Linked DNA regions of Mus musculus: region 2 is linked to region 1. A link is a loop called in an ENCODE intact Hi-C map of the cell type or tissue named here. Cell type or tissue: gastrocnemius. All regions are shown on one strand. Each heading gives the region's core, and the rest is flanking DNA. Links, peaks and the distances in the headings are about the cores only.

Region 1 (2,914 bases), core at 209-2,708:
GCTGCCTAAGCCTGGAGCTCAGAGCCTCTGTGCCCGTTCTGTTCCTCCTGTGCCTGGGAAGGTAGGTACAGTTCTACCCTTCCGTCAGCCTTGAATAATACATCATCATTAATTCATGCACTGCACATTTGTAACTTGCGATAAACAAGAAGCAAGTCTCGGTTTGCCTACGAGGAGTTTCCTGAGCCTATTAATAGTGTAACCCTCAGTGCAGGGCAGTGTGTTTATCTCACGGGCATCCACCTGCATCCGCAGTTTGGATGCAGCATGGCAAACTGAGAGCCTAATGACTTTCCTCATAGCCCTGAAGGCCCACTCCTGAGGAACATTTGCATTCTCTTTATTTACATTTCTGCATCTCTGAAGGTACTGCTCAGCCAGTCTTTTATGGAGGGTTTGGAGGTTTCCTTGAAGAAGCCACTAAGTCACTTGTGGATACAAATTAGTGAGGGTCTTTGTATTTCAAAGGAAGTTAGGTGGGGTGTGATGACTCATGCCTGCAATCCCCCACCTCAGTAGGCTAGTCTATGTGAGAAGCTGCCTCAGAACACCAAGGCAGGGAAGGAGGCTGGAGTTGGGGAGGAAGTAAGAGAGACAGAAAGGTCTGATAGCATGTATTTACCACCTAAGGATATTGGTTTATAACAGTAACAGCCATTTGTTTGCCCCAAAGTCTTCAAGTAGGCAGAGGGAGCCACATTCCCAGTGGTGGGATACAGAGTTCCCACTGGGTGGCATGGGACTGGGGTCTACCTTCAGGGCATGGTACCCTCATCACTGGAAGATGGATGCTGCTTGTTACTCGGCCTACTTAAACCATGACAGACCCTAAAAGAAGAAGGTTGAAGTTCATGGAATTTGTATGAGCTGCCTCAAAATGTCACATGATTCTCCACTTCACTCAAGAGGTGTCACAGACACCCACACTGACTGGAGCACAGGACACTTCTGAAGACACCACCTCTCTCGGTGTAGGTGTGGAGGGTTCTGGTTCACCACACGGACTTGAGAGAAATGAGTGTGGCCATCTGTGGGGGGAAAAGAGCTTTTCACACACAGGGGCTCTGAAGCGACAAGGTCATGTTCAGTCCATTCTACTAGGTGAGGCTGAGGCAGTGCAGAATAAAATAGAATGCATAGAAAACAAGAAGTTAAGACGTGGAGAATTCAATGACTGATGAGCCAGGGAGAAACAGTCACCCCGTTAAACCCCCAAATTGGTTATCCACTTTCAAGTAGTCATCCCTGGAATCACATCTTTGCAAGAGATACTGAGTGCCTCAGCAGATTGCATTTATTTATCTATCATGTATAGTTATATGAATTGATGGCAGCTAAAGGGAAAGAACCATGAAGAAGAAAGGATTATATTTCATTGTAAATACATGTATTTGTTTAAAAATAAATTGAATATTAAATGTAAGCATTACTGGACATCAGTAATAATCTTTTAAACGGTGTATATCCCCAGATCTTGGCCCCTTCCCCCAAATAACCTATTGTTACACAAAGGGACCTCCATCTTTGTGGTATATAAAACTCTCAAGTCACATCTGTCTTCTAAAATTGTCCTCCTGTTCCCCAGGGTATTTACAGAGTGTTTTATTTACAATAAAACATTCAGGTTTTTTTTTTCAGCATATCATAATAGAAACCAGTTCCAAGTCCCTAGTTTAATGGTGACATTTACCCTGGGACATCGAGGTGCCGTTAAGGCCACATTGTATATTTGTTAGTTTGGACTCAAGGGTAATTTTTTTTTTTTTTAGAATAGGTCTTCAAACCAAGGGTTAAACCAAGCATAATGATGCCCAACTGCAGAGTCTCAACATTTTGTTAAAGTGCCTTTTAGTAATGTCATGGAAGCCCCTGTAAATGAGGGAGCGCTGGGGAAAGTCACAGCGCTGGGATATTAAAGCAGCGAGGTGTGAAGACGGGCATCTGCTCCTGCTCACACTCTCGGGACTCTGTCTCCTTGCCTCACTGCTGAGCTTTGACTTCCATGGAGACTCTAAAGATAGATTTCTAGAAAATTCCCTGGAGTTCTAATAAGCCCTTGATATTCAGGGACACCCCACCCCCAGCTTGCTGTCTCAGGTCACTGGTGTTACTGAAGTATAAAATTGGGGCTGCTGATTCAGCAGCCCCCCCCCATCCCGCACCCCCACCACCCACCCTCCACCCACCCACCCACCCCACCCACCTGGTAGTGGCTGGCTGCCTGTTTGGGGGTATTTAGGGAAATGTGTTACCTCATCTACACAAAGGCCCAGGTTGGGAAGCTGCTCACCATGACAGTAAGCACTCAGGCTAACATTGCCTCCACTTTCTTCTTCTTGAGGAACTTGGGTTGTTAGAAGATGATTAGAAACCCGGGGTGGTATGCTGCTTCATTTTCTTAATGGTGCTGTCTCGAGAGGGAAGCCCTTAAGCCTTGCTGTACTCTGGACTGAGTTCCCTTTGCTATAGGGAATGATAAGGAATAGCCTGGGGTGGTATTGCACAGTTGTAACCCCAGCACTTGCAAAGCAGACGCAAGAGGATTGTGAATTAAAGGCTATCCTGGACCACTTTAGTAAATTATAGGTCAGCCTGCACTACAGAGAAAGAAGCTAGAACTACCCAATAATATGTAGGTTTTCAGAATCTCAAATGAACATATTTTCAAATCGCCTGGCCTCTCTTCTAGGTTGCTTTCTATTGCTGCGATACATGCTGAGCAAAACCAACGTGGGGACGAAAGGGTGTCTTTTGCTTACATGTCCCAGGCCTAGTCCATCACAGAGAGATATCGGGGCAGGGACAGAAACAGAGGCCATGCAGGATCGCTGCTCACAGATACTGGTGCAATCACATCCCAGGCTCTTCCTGTCACCCTCCCTGTCTCAGTCAGTTTGCTTTTTCTTATAGCCAA
Region 2 (2,914 bases), core at 136-2,635, 67 kb after region 1:
AGCATCTGCTTCTGATGGGTGATTCAGATGCACTGCCCATCCTCTTTGAGGTCAGGGCTTCTCCTCTGTGTTCCAATTTGAATCTTCAATGTCCCCCAAAGGTTCAGGTACTTATGGCTTGGTCTCTGCCTGATGGTACTTTAATGAGGTATATAGTTAAGCATTTACGTGATGGGGCAGAATGGAAAAGAAGCTAGGCCGTGGGGGAGGGGGTGTGCTCTTGAAGGGGGTATCATAACTGGTGCCCTTTCTCTTGGTTTCTGGATTGCCACTGGGTGAATACTCTCTACCACCCACTCCCTACCATCACATGCTGTCTCACTACAGGCCCAAAGGCAATGGGATCAACGGACTACAGACCAAACCCTCTGAGCCAAACTAGACCTTCCCTTCTTTCTAGTTGACTTTCCTTTAATATTAATCTTTAGCTTATGTGTATTTGGGTGTGCCTGCATGCTATTCCCTGCACATCAGTGCCTGTGGAGGCCAGGAAAAGGCTTAGAGCCCTTGAGTCAGTTGCAGGAGTTCGTGAGCTGCTTGGCATGGGTGCTGGAATTGAACCTGTGTCCTCTGAAAGAGCACCAAGTGCTCGCTCGCTCTCTCTCTCTCTCTCTCTCTCTCTCTCTCTCTCTCTCTATCTCTATCTCTCTTTCTCTCTGTCTCTGTATCTCTCTCTGTCTGTGTCTCTCTCCAGCCTCCTCTACTTGACTTTCTTATTCTGTTACAGCAAAAGAACATGGACAAACATGCTGAAGGTGTATTAGTAGCTTCTCAGGAACAGGCCAGCATATTGGTGGGGTCTACCAAGGCCCCAGTTAGGTGTCACCTGGATCCACTTTGTTCCACCTTGATGGCCATGACCACACTCTGGTGAAAGTTGCCACCCTGTTTGGCTCTGCACAGTTGGCCCCCTCCCCCTTATACCCCAGTCTTTGTTCAAGAGTCCCAGGTAGGAACATCCAGCCAGTGAACAGATTGCAGTAGTCCCTTATCCGCCAACAAACCCTGTGGGTTGCCCATTTACTGAAGGAATGCCAGGTTGGTGAGGACAAGGATCCAGATGGACTGGAGTGCAAAGGAGGCCCACTCTCCAAGCTCTGGGACAGTAATGTGACAGGTGACAACCGAGGTGGACCAGGAGGCAGCTGCCAGTCACCCATTAACCACCAGGAGCAGTCAGCCACCACCTGGAAGATGGATGGCCATAGACTGATATCAGATAGTCCTCAGTCTCAGGCTCTTAGGACGTCACCAGCCACAGAAAGCAACGTTCAGTAAGCAACACACAAGGTCAGCTACCAGACATGAAGCGATTGGGCTTGAGGCCCTTAATGGAAACGGCTCTAGACCCCCCTGCCAGGTGTCTCCTTGTGGGCTTCCTTGGTTTTCACATGAAGACCTTGGCATCCCACAGAGGGGACATGAAAGTAGAACTGGCTTTCCTTACGGAAAGGGCAGAAGCCATGTTTTCTTACCCAGTGAGCCTACTCTCACCGGCTAGGCCGATGCAGACAGACTGCTCTCTCTTTCGGTGTCCTGAATCAATATGGTACTCAGCATTCACTCGTTCTCCATGAGACAGCCCTGCCCCCACCCCCTGCCAAGAAAGACTTGTGTGCACCCAGTCTTTGTCCCCACCCTTTCATGCCTCAGCATCTGGGTCCCTATCCCACCATGACCCGTCAGCCACTGCGTCCAGTCCCCATTGCTTCTGTAGGCTGCACTTCGTCTCTTGGTGCTGTCTTACCACGTGCATTGGTTGCTGTCATCAAATCCACAACAAGAGCATCTCCGGGAAGGGAGGGATTTCTGGCGGTCAGTTTAAGGTGGGCTCCAGCCTATCATGGTGGAAGAGGATGGCAGCAGGAACAGGAGGCTTCTGGTCACACCATGCCTACAGTGAGCAAAGAGAGACAGACAGGAAGTAGGGCCAGGCTAGAAAACTGAAAGGCCTGTCCCAGGGGCCCACTTCCTCCAGTGAGACTGCCTCCTAAAGATCCCATAACTCCCCCAAAGAGTGCCATCAGCTGAAGAATAAAGTACAGGAACCCGTGAGGAGCATTTCATTCTCCAACTACAATTCTTGATTCTGGAACAAGCTCTTTAGGGTCCAGCCCCACCCCATCTCTCCTCTTACTCTTCTGGAATCTTTCTTGCCAGGTCTTTGCTAACCATCTCTGCGCTCACTGTTTCTGTGTCATCATTTAGCGTCGCTTCATCCGAGCCGCCTCCATCATCCCTTTCTCTTACTCCATCTAACAGTGCACATGGGACTTCCTACCCTCCCTCCCGTGTACACGCCCGTTTCTAAAATGACAGAACTCCCACAGGGCATCCTCAGCCCCTTCTCCTCCTAGTAGTCACTTTATGTTTTAAACCATAAAAAATCTAGAATCCCCCAGTATCATAGGTCCAGTTACTCTTGCCTCCTGGTAGCATATTTCCCCTGCAAAAATGTTTTCAGAGTCAACGTGATCATTTAAAAGATCAGTTTAGGGCTGGAATGATGGCTCAGCAGTTAAGAATACTTACTGCTCTTACAGAAGATCTAAGTTCAGTTCCCAGCACCCTCGTGGGGCCTCACAACAGTCTGTAACTCCCATCCCATCATTTGTTACATATTTGTAACAAAACCATGGACGTATGCATACCTACATGTTAGACACAAGACTCATGCACGTAAAAGAAATAAGGCCAGTTTAAGGCTGGCACAGTTGCTTGTACCTGGAACCCAGTCACTGGGAAGGTAGAAACAGGAGGACAGTAAGGTCAGTGTCATCCTTGGTATGTGACAAGTATGAGACCCTGTCTCAAAAAAGCAGTTAAAAAGAAAAGAAAAAGCAGGCAGCAGCTGGACCCTCTCACCCTACTGCTCATGACGTCTCTGTCAGGAGCTTTGTCTTCTTAAAGATGG

Evidence for each region. A loop is a pair of places that touch in the nucleus more often than their neighbours do. Peaks named below come from ENCODE experiments on the same cell type or tissue, not always from the same donor. Only the 100,000 strongest peaks of a DNase experiment are listed, where the experiment ranks them.
Region 2: a loop joins it to region 1, with 2.3 times the contacts of the local background. A loop is called at or near these places in 2 of 42 quality-filtered maps.

The regions. Positions count from the first base shown.
Region 1 is chr17:50,066,035-50,068,948 of GRCm38, reverse strand. The region is part of intron 4 of Rftn1 (raftlin lipid raft linker 1); the gene reads left to right. Among named protein-coding and RNA genes, the nearest start is that of Gm52302, 33 kb to the right of the region's middle. In gastrocnemius, for the core only: no CTCF peak of the experiment used is centred there; no DNase peak of the experiment used is centred there.
Region 2 is chr17:49,998,928-50,001,841 of GRCm38, reverse strand. All of the region lies in intron 9 of Rftn1 (raftlin lipid raft linker 1), which reads left to right. Among named protein-coding and RNA genes, the nearest start is that of Gm52302, 34 kb to the left of the region's middle. In gastrocnemius, for the core only: no CTCF peak of the experiment used is centred there; DNase peaks (open chromatin) are centred at 1,045 and 1,576.